Regions from separate parts of the Mus musculus genome. Here region 2 is linked to region 1. The links are chromatin loops, found by intact Hi-C in ENCODE. Cell type or tissue: left cerebral cortex. All regions are shown on one strand.

What was found. Hi-C counts contacts between places; a loop is a spot of excess contacts. Peaks named below come from ENCODE experiments on the same cell type or tissue, not always from the same donor. Only the 100,000 strongest peaks of a DNase experiment are listed, where the experiment ranks them.
Region 2: a loop joins it to region 1, with 4 times the contacts of the local background. A loop is called at or near these places in 2 of 42 quality-filtered maps.

The regions. Positions count from the first base shown.
Region 1 is chr11:58,177,357-58,182,356 of GRCm38, reverse strand. Mrpl22 (mitochondrial ribosomal protein L22) reads right to left here. Exons shown (of 7, transcript NM_175001.5): 7 at 2,791-3,079. The coding sequence ends at 2,868. Among named protein-coding and RNA genes, the nearest start is that of Gm12250, 4.0 kb to the left of the region's middle. In left cerebral cortex, a CTCF peak has its summit at 2,573 (motif pointing left); DNase peaks (open chromatin) are centred at 2,580, 2,959 and 3,882; H3K27ac peaks cover 401 bases.
Region 2 is chr11:58,327,781-58,332,780 of GRCm38, reverse strand. Sh3bp5l (SH3 binding domain protein 5 like) reads right to left here and starts at 2,074. Exons shown (of 7, transcript NM_024480.5): 1 at 1,989-2,074; 2 at 918-1,527. The coding sequence starts at 1,100. It also overlaps a transcript of Zfp672 not described here. In left cerebral cortex, no CTCF peak of the experiment used is centred here; DNase peaks (open chromatin) are centred at 1,542, 2,131 and 2,378; H3K4me3 peaks cover 2,676 bases; H3K27ac peaks cover 1,743 bases.

The DNA.
Region 1 (5,000 bases):
CAGAATTAGTTTGGAACTTTTGAGAGGATCCCTAGCATTCCATACTCCTTGCTTTCACAACTGTTAAAACTGGAATGATGTGCCTGCTGCCCAAGTGCTAGTCCACTTTGGTTGCTATATTAAACTGTAAATACAATAGGACATTAATAAATGTGTCTTGTGGAGAGAGAGAGAGAGAGAGAGAGAGAGAGAGAGAGAGAGAGAGAGAGGGAGAGGGAGAGGGAGAGGGAGAGGGAGAGGGAGAGAGAGAGAGAGAGAGAGAAAGAGAGAGAGAGAGAGAGACAGAGAACCATCTAAAGAAAGAAAGCCAGGCGTAGTGGCGCACGCCTTTAATCCCAGCACTTGGGAGGCAGAGGCAGGCGGATTTCTGAGTTGGAGGCCAGCCTGGTCTACAGAGTGAGTTCCAGGACAGCCAGGACTACACAGAGAAACCCTGTCTCGGAAAAAAAAGAAAAAAAAGAAAAAAGAAAGAAAGGAAGTGGGCAGGGGAGGAAGAAAGAAAAAACAAAGACACCTGCTGTATTGTTTTCTAGAGGCCACAGGAGAATGTTTTTGTTTTGCTAGTTCTAGAAACTTCTCTGACTCCTTAGTTCTCTTCAAAGCCAGGAAAACTGCCTATCTCTGAGCACCCCTCAGTGACTATGCCTCCCTGCGGTTTTTCCTTCTGCCTCCCTCTTCCGGTTTGAAAACTATGACCATTAGAAAACCAGGACAACTCTCCTAACACAGTGCACTTTATTATCGCTGATAGGTTTACATCCCCTTTGTGACCCTGCACATTCCTAGGGCATTCGGTATTCTGGGGATGAGGATACACAGGTCTTTTGAAGGAAGGGTGTGTTGCATTCTCCCGACTACTGCAAACACAGGATATTCACATAGATGCATGCTGGCAAACTTGGAGACAAAATGGGCAAACCCTTCAACAAAAGTAACTTTGAAATCATAAAACAAAACAAAGCAAACCCCACCCTTTACCAAGACCTCACACAGGCCAGGCAGTTTCTCAGAGAGCCTCAGAACCGGTCAGCCCACCCTGGAGCCTTTCTGAAAGCCCCCAGCACTGGTTCTCATCTACCCCTGGGCTACTGGCATTTCTTGTTTTCCCAAAGGGATACTCACATCATCTGCTTATTTTAAACATTGGGGTTTTTGTTTTGCTTTTCAGGTAGAGTCTCACTGTGTAGCCCTGGTTAGCCTAGAACTCACTATGCAGATCAGGCTGGCCTCAGCCTCACAGAGGCCCACTTGCCTCTGCCTCCTGAGTGCTGGGATTAAGGTAATCAGTTCCTCAATAGGCTGAAACTGGATTCCGTTCAGCTCCTGTGGATGTGGATCCTGCCCTTTGCTCTCGTTGGAGATTCTGCTCAGCCAGCAGCCTCTGCTGCCTGGATGCTATTAGCTAGACAGAAGCCATGTGCAGCCTCTTCACCAGTGTCTTGAACTTTGTTTTTTCCTTCTCCCCATTTCTAGCTGTACTTGGGTCTTTGACCCATTCCGAGCTGCGGTTTGCAGAGGCAGAGAGACGGGCATTTTATTCTTCTGTGTGTGCATACGCACACCCTGCTTGTCATCTCTCCTTGTTTCTCGCACCTTTGTCAAGAATGTGCAGGCTGGCCGGGCGTGGTGGCGCACGCCTTTAATCCCAGCACTCGGGAGGCAGAGGCAGGCGGATTTCTGAGTTCGAGGCCAGCCTGGTCTACAAAGTGAGTTCCAGGACAGCCAGGGCTATACAGAGAAACCCTGTCTTGAAAACCCAAAAAAAAAAAAAAAAAAAAAAAAAAAAAGAATGTGCAGGCTGGAGAGAAAGCACAGCAGTTAAGAGCACTGGCTGCTCTTGAGGAGGACCCAGGTTCAATTCCCAGCACACACAGGATAGCCGACCCCCATTTGTAACTCCAGTTCTAGGAGATTTGAAGTCCTCTTCTGGTGTCTGCAAACGATGCACATAGTGTACAGACACATATACAGACAAAACAGTCACACACATAAAATAACAACACTAAATGGAAAAAAAAAAAAAACTGTGGTAGTTTGAATAAGAATGTCTCCATAGGCTGGAGAGATGGCTCAGCGGTTAAGAGCACTGACTGCTCTTCCAAAGGTCCTGAGTTCAAATCCCAGCAACCACATGGTGGCTCACAACCATCTGTAACGAGATCTGGCGCCCTCGTCTGGAGTGTCTGAAGACGGCTACAGTGTACTTATATGTAATAAATAAATAAATCTTTAAAAAAAAATAAAACAAAAGAATGTCCCCATAGGCTCATAGATTACATTATTCGGCCCCCAGCTAGTTGAACTGTTTTAAAGGATTAAGAAGTGTGGCAAGTTCCAGGAAAAGCCAGGGCTACCCCAAGAAATCCTGTCTCAAAAATCCAAAAGAACAAACAAACACAACAACAACAAAGAAAGGAAGAGCCTGGAGTTGAGGATTTTGGTTAAAGTGTTCCTAGTATGAGTAACATAGAGATTCAAGCAATCCACATCAAAACTCCAATGCCATTTTTCAGGGAGGGAGGGAGGAATCTATGAGTCACAGTAGTACTTTGGTAACTGATTGTTGCTGGCAGAAGAGCGCCACCTACTGTCTAGTTTTAGAATGCAGTGGTAAGGCTGCTTCAAGTCCTCTTGAAAAATCCTCTGGCCTCTGCACATGCACACCAGGATACATACTGCCCCCACCGCCCAACACACACACACATACACACACACACACACACACACACACACACACACACACGAAACTTTGCAGTTATACACTACACTTCAATAATTCAATGAAACAGATAAAAATCACTTGTTTTTACTTTTTAAAATAAACATAAGCTATATACACCGTGGAGCCAGGATGACCTGCACAGATCTCATAGAGTATGGATGATGGTCCGGCTGCGAAGCTGCTGAATATAGTCCTTGGCGTGGTCAACTGCTGTCTTGGGTACTTCGGGTGGGGGAGGGGGTCCTTCCACCAGCTTTACAAAATAGTGGCAATAGACCTTCTCCATAATGCCAAAGCGACCTCGGCCATGGTAACGGATGCGCTTCAGGCACTGGCCTCGGCCTGAGGTAGACTCAGCTAGAGGAAGGAAAGAGAATTATGGGAAATGCCTGCTATCCATAGGACTGCATCTGTACCAGCTGATAGGTTCTGACCCATCTTTTAGTAGATCATAAGCGTGCAGGAGCTTGGTGGTTGGCAAGCACACAGTCCTCTCAAACACAAGTCTCTTGAGCACTAACCAGGAACCATGCACTGCTCTAGAGGAGGCATGGACCCACTGCCAGATTACGTTGGACAGAAAGACAGAAAATAGCTTCAATTAATGGCAAGTTTCATGAATCAAACAAGTCACAGATTGATAGGATGGAAGAGATGCCAAGAGGCAGCCCCGAGAGTAGGTGTGGTACTGGTGCGTAATCCAGGAAGCAGAGGCAGGAGAATCAGGACTTCAAAATCATCCTTAGCTATACAGCAAGTTTGAGACCAGTCTTTTTTTTTTTTTTTTTTTTTTTTTGGTTTTTCGAGACAGGGTTTCTCTGTATAGCCCTAGCTGTCCTGGAACTCACTCTGTAGAACCAGGCTGCCTCTGCCTCCAGAGTGCTGGGATTAAAGGCATGCGCCACATGGCATTAAGCCTCAGAAATAAAAATAAAAGAGTCATCCCAGAGAGAGAGAAACCTGACCTGAGACCAGAGTCTCCCCCATCCCTGCTCCTGACGCAAGCACGCTCGGCTTGCTTAGGCAGATGCTGGGGCACACTGACACTGAGCATATGTAAGAGGCACACAAACAAGAGATGAGCACGGGGGCAGGTTACATATGGTCCTACAGGCAAAGGAAAACTCCATTCCAGCACCCAGGCAGACAAGGCAGGGACGGGACCGCAAACAGCTCAGTACAGAAAGCAGTGGCCATGCAAGCCTGACAACATGAGGTTGCCCTTAGAATCCACATAAAGGTGCGAAGAGATGTGACTCTGCAGAACTGTCTTCTGACCCCACCTATGGCGCACACGGTGGCCTGGGCATATGTACTACCTTGGATAGTCTCCACAGTGCCCCAGTCACATGGCTGTGTGGGTGTCTATGGCATGCTGACTGGGGTGTGTGCTCAGGATGGTGCGGCTGTACCAGGTGCTCGGCCTAGTCAGTTTCTGAGTGTTTAAGGCTCCCACTGCCCGACCTGACTAAGGATGTTGAACTTGTTTACATATATTTTATATTATTCTCTTAAGAACTATGTGATTCATTTGCTCAGTCATTGATTGGATGATTCAGTGGGTTTGGTCTGCCTGTGTTTCTCTCTCTTGTACAGACCAGCAGGTCTTTCAGCCTGATTACTAGAAGGCTCCATTTCAGTCATTCTTATGACAAAGGCACATTATAAAAACGACCTTTAGGAGCTAGAGCAATGGCTCAGAAGTTAAGAACACTGGCTGCTCTTCCAGGGGTCCTGAGTTCAATGCCCAGTAACCATGTGGTGGCTCATAGCTAACTATAATGGAGTCTGATGCCCTCTTCTGACCTGCAGGTATACATGCAGATAGAGCACTCATACTCATAAAATAAAACAAAAATGACCCTTAAAGTTTACATGTGAACCTTTATTCACCTCCTTCCACTTGATAATTCATCTATCTTTTCTGTCCACCACCCCTCTGCCCCCAATAATCTATGTAACTCTAGCTGTCCTAGAACTTGCTCTACAGACCAGACTGGCCTTGAACTCACAGAGAGTCATCTGCTTCTGTCTCCTAGGTGTTGGCACTAAAATGTGTGCCCCACGATTAAAGATGAATCTATCTTCTAGGTAACTTGTGGTCATCTGCAGTTTTATGATGAGTAGAGGGTGGCAGTGCAGGCCGCTCTGTGTGTACTCGTCACCGGTGCGGAACTTCACACCCTCAACCCCATTCAGAACAAGCACGGAGACGCTGGCAAGTCTCCCACTCATGACACAGTGGCACTTGGGTGCTAAGGGCTACAGGAGGTCCTTG
Region 2 (5,000 bases), 150 kb before region 1:
GCCATTATCAGCCCATATCAGAAACTTTCCCATACAGTCCATTTAGACAGTACCCTGAAACACGATAGATAACTAAGCTTGTCCTAGCAGGCCATCTCCTCCACAATGACCACTCTTCCTCATACCAGTTCCCTGAGTCTCTTACACAACCATCTCTCTGGTTTACCAACTAGACTGTGCACATTCCATGACAGTAAACTATCCTGACATTCTTTTGGTAAGCCCACAATTCCAAGAGCCAGAAATATATATTAAAGGCCAATCACAACAGAGATAAATCCTTGCAATATAAAAAGTTTCCTGCTGATCATGGTGGCACACACCTAATTTAATCCCAGGAGCAGGGAGGCAGAAGCAGGCAGATCTCGGAGTTCTAGGCCACCCTAGTCTACAAATCAAGTTCCAGGACAGCCAGGGCTACACAAGAGAATCCTGTCTCAAAGAGAGGGGGATGGGGAGGAGGGAAGGGAGTTGATTTCCTTACAGACTCAAACCTTACCGTGCCTTTCAAATACCTGAAAGGTCTCACAACTCAAAATGATTCTGAGAGACATATCTAAGAAGGTAAAAGGTGGGGGGGGGGGGGGGGAGATTTCCTCAGCCTCCAAACTGCCTCCCAGTCTCAGCCATCTCCTCTTGCCTCCAGGATATGTAAGATACCTGAGCTAGCAATCTTTTTGCTTATTCAGAAAGAAGAACAATGAGTGGTTCTATGCCCCAAGCACTCAGGCAGGGTCCCTGCTCTCCATCAGCACTTGTCACACTTGTCACACTGAACCGCCACGTTTTATGTACATGTCTGCTTCCCTTTCCCACCCCAGCCCACTGTGAGAGAGGAGTCTAAGGCCTCATTGATCCCACAGCTCTTCAGCAAGTCTGGCCTCTGGACTTCTGACCTCCTCCATCAGCCTTCTCACCTGTATCCTAGGATCCAGTTCCTCCTCCTCTCTAGGGGACAATTTGGTCTCACTGCTGTTGCTTCCACTTCCTCCAGGCTCCTCTGCGACCGGGCTCCTAGGGCCCTCATCCTCTACCACCTCTGACCGAAGTTCCCCCTGCGGAGTCTCCCGGCCCCCTGCAGCCTTTTTGAGATCAGCCATGCTGGCTGGAAGAGGGCAAAGCCCTATGCACAAGAGAGGGCTGGCATGCTGGGAGCAGGGCCCCAGTTTGAGGCTTCCTGGACTTTGGATGGAACAGAATAGGGCTTTCTCTTCTCAAAGGCCGAAGAGAAGCAGCACAGATGGGCCTCGCGTTCAGTTAGAGGCTGAGCTTCGAACTGCTGAGGAGGTCCTTATAACTAAAGCTTCGTCTGTGCAAAAGTTCTTCACACCTCACCACGGGGAGCCCACCAAGAGACCCCAGCGGCAACAGCTCCAACTCAAGGAGCAAAGGGGGCCTGGATCCTGGGCCGACGCCTGGGAAGAGGAGCACCATTCGGGAGGGTGGAGGCAAGCGCCTCCAGGCTGTGGTGGCAGATGGAGAGAAAGCTAAGTCCAAGCAGAGGGTGGGAGATGCGCCTCTGGGGAGCTGCAGGAGACACAAAGGTCAAGTTACATAGGATGTCAGCATCAGAACCTTGGCCAGCAGCCTCCTCCGCGTCCTGGGTCTCCCCAAGATACCACTGGTTTCCCAACACACACTCCCGAGATCCGACCAGTCCCCCACCTCAACTTCTTTCCTCCGGCCTCAAGGACTTTAGGTCCGACTCTGCTCGCGTCCCTGTTCCCTCCACAGTCCCTCCCCTTCCAAACTTCCCTCTGAGCCCCACCCTCTCTCCTCCACACCCTTTTTCTACCAAGCCCGTCCCCCTCGGTCCGGCTTTGCAATTCACCTTCTATCCCCCAACCTTGCCTCTCCAGCCCTGGGGGCCATCTGAGCCTCCAGGCTCCAAGCGCATACTCTTCCGCGGACCCAGCGTCTGAGTCCCAGCCATCCCATGTAACCAGGCGAAAAAAAAAATGCCCCTTCCCGGCTTTACCTCAGTTTACCTTGCTTTACGGGGAGCGTCTACGGAGCAAACAATCTTCCCCCTCCCTCCGCAACAAGACCGTCCAACCAAAAACGCCCTGGCAGAGAGGAAACGGAAATACGCCATCGCGTAAAAACGCTATTTTTTTTTTTCCTCTCTGACAAGTATTGCCCGATGTAAGCTCACGCTCGGCGTGCTAAACGTTCAGGGTCCGTACAAGATGGCGCTACTCTACATCCGACGTCGCCTTTCCTAGCTCCCAGTTCACCCGCCAACCAAGCCTAAATAAAATGAATGCATGAGTAAGAGTTGCTGAGGAAAACTACAGCAGGTGATGAAAATCGATAGTCCCTCCCAATTCGAGAAATGCTAGCAATAGTGTCGTACGCGGGAGCGGCCATCGTTGCTTTAGGAACAGAGGCGGGGCTAAGGACTGTCACTGCCTGGCGCGACCGGAGGTGATGCAACTTCCGGTTTCGGCTAGCTCCTATCTGGGTATTGCTAACAAAAACGAAGTCGTTTTTCAAAAGTGATTTTTTTTTTCCTTTTCTTTTCTTTTTTCTCGGTTCAGTGAATCCGGCGGACTCTAGGTCGAGACAGGTGGGTGAACCTCTCCCGACACCTGCAGCGGGCGCCATCTCTCCCGCTAAGTAGCCGGCCTCACGGGACGCCGGCTACCGCGTGAATGCAGAGGATCTCACTGTTAGCTCACTTTCCTAGAGTGGGAGGAGGAGGCTCGAACTTAGCCCAGTGAGCTCCCTGCTTCGTTCATGGGTGGTCTGGATACCAGTGCTATGTGTGGCTTGCAAGACGGACCGAAGCCATGGATGGGATGCAGGATGGATGCTTGCGTGGTACAAATGTCTGACGGCCTCGGGGCCCCAGGCTTTTTTTCTGGAGATGAAACACGTATCCGGGCCCAATTCTCTTCCCATTGGGTTCTGTTGAACATAGCCCGTGTTTAGTAAATCGGTAAAGAGTCTGTTTAGTCAAGAGCTGCCTTCCTATCTGTGAAGGAGTCTTTAGGTGTTTCTAGAGGCATGAGAATGGAGGAGGACGGGGTTCCACAGTCTGAAGTGAAAGGAATTCCAGAGCTGGTCCCTGTTAGGGTCCAGGAGTCGCCCCACAAACCACAGGAATATCAATCTCAGTCAGACAGGGATAGTGTATTGAATGCACACCCCACGGTCGGTAGACATAGCTTAGACTCTGGAACTGAATGCTACTATCATGAACTTCGTTTCAGGGTCAGTTTATATAGGCAGAAACCCATAATGAACTCACAAGCAATTGCGGGGAGGGCTTGTAGGGTTATTGGCCTTTTTCCAAGTTGTGTGTGTGTGTGTTTAAATAATTTAGACATAACAGTTCAAGTTGACTTCTATCTTGCTTAGCTCTGAGTGAAGTCTGCAATTGGGGAGTTTGCAAGAAGAACAGTCCTCAAAACATGGTAACAAACCTCTGAACATACCGGGATATATGGTCAACATGACCACGGTCTGAGCCAGACTATTCTCTGGGTCAGCAGTCAGTCTAATTTCAGTGGCAGCAGTATGAGATGGCACTCATACTGGCAGGCGAGAAGCAAAATGGCTACAGCTATGCCAGGGAGGCAGTGCCAGGGGAACAGGCTTCAACTGTCTATGCTGTAAGTCCAGTTTGTGTCTAGTTAGCAGTTACACTAAAAAGTATTCTGTGGCTTGTCAAAGAACGATAAGGAAGGCCGTGTAAACAGTGGTTCTCAACCTTCCTAGTCCTGCGACCCTTTAAAGTGCTGTCCCCCAACTGTAAAATTATTTTGTTTCTCCTCCATAACTGTAATTTTGCGACTGTTATGAATTATAATGTAAATATCTGATATTCAAGTATGGTATCAGGTATAATATGTGACCCTCCCCCAAAGAGGTCACAACCTACAGGTTAAGAACTGGTATAAAGGATTGTACAGCTAGATATAGGAGCCAGTACAGTGGGGGAGAAATAGGACTCCAACTAGAGATGAACAAGGGGGAAATTTGTAACCAAAGATCAGTTTTGAGGGTTAGTGGATGAGAATGTGATTCGAGGGAAAAAAAGGGTAAAGGGGTCTGGCTAAGCCAACCTAACTGGGTTCTTGCTGAAGACAATCCTGGAAGGCTTGTGTCTATAATTGGGAGCCTGGCATACAGAATTGGCAGAGGGGTGGTCTTGGTAAACTCCCTTCACAAAGTCCTTCATTAAAACTAGGTTTTACAAGATAGTGTTTGGATAGGCCTAGAAAAAGGTTCAGGCGCCTGACCAAAGTTAGACCAAAGAATGTTTCTCCAAGACTAGGTAGGGCATGAAGGCCCTGTCTTTCCTAATGACTGCATAGCAAGATGTTTGGCTCTTGGCTTCCTGAGAAGGGTTCTCCTAAAGAGTAAGAAATGCATGCACTACCTTAAAGGGATAAAGGAAGGAGACAAGTTTGTAGGCCCCTTTTAGGAAGTGCTCTAAGAAAAGGAAGTTGGGACTCTGTTAATCCCAGGAGTTGCTCAGAATATCTAGTGCTTTCTCCTGGCAGTGTTGAACTTTCTCAGACAGTTGTTTCCATGAAGCACGGGGACCTGGTCCTCCTAGGAACAAGACCACTGGTGCTAGAAACCCTGCGAGGATTTAGTTACCTCTTAGTACAGGGTTTTGGATGGAAACATTAGGAACCAAGAGGTCCTCAGTTCCTAGTTCTCCCCTTCCATTCTAACCCTGTGAGTAACTGCTTAAAGCCTGGGGATTTAGTACACCGATGGGGGTTTGCTTAGCATGCCTGAGGCCCTTGATCCAACCCCTTCTCCCAATACACACACACCTTCAGAAGTGCAATATAAAAAGGTATAGACCGAGGAGATCATTCAACAGTTAAAAGGCACCATCTGCCAACTCAGACAGCCTGAGTTAGATCGCTAGAACCCAAGAGTTGGAAGGAGCGGACTGACGGCTGTGAGTCAGCACACATGCACATACACACTGACTAAAAACAAAGAACAAGGGCAGTGGGACACACCTGTCATCCCAT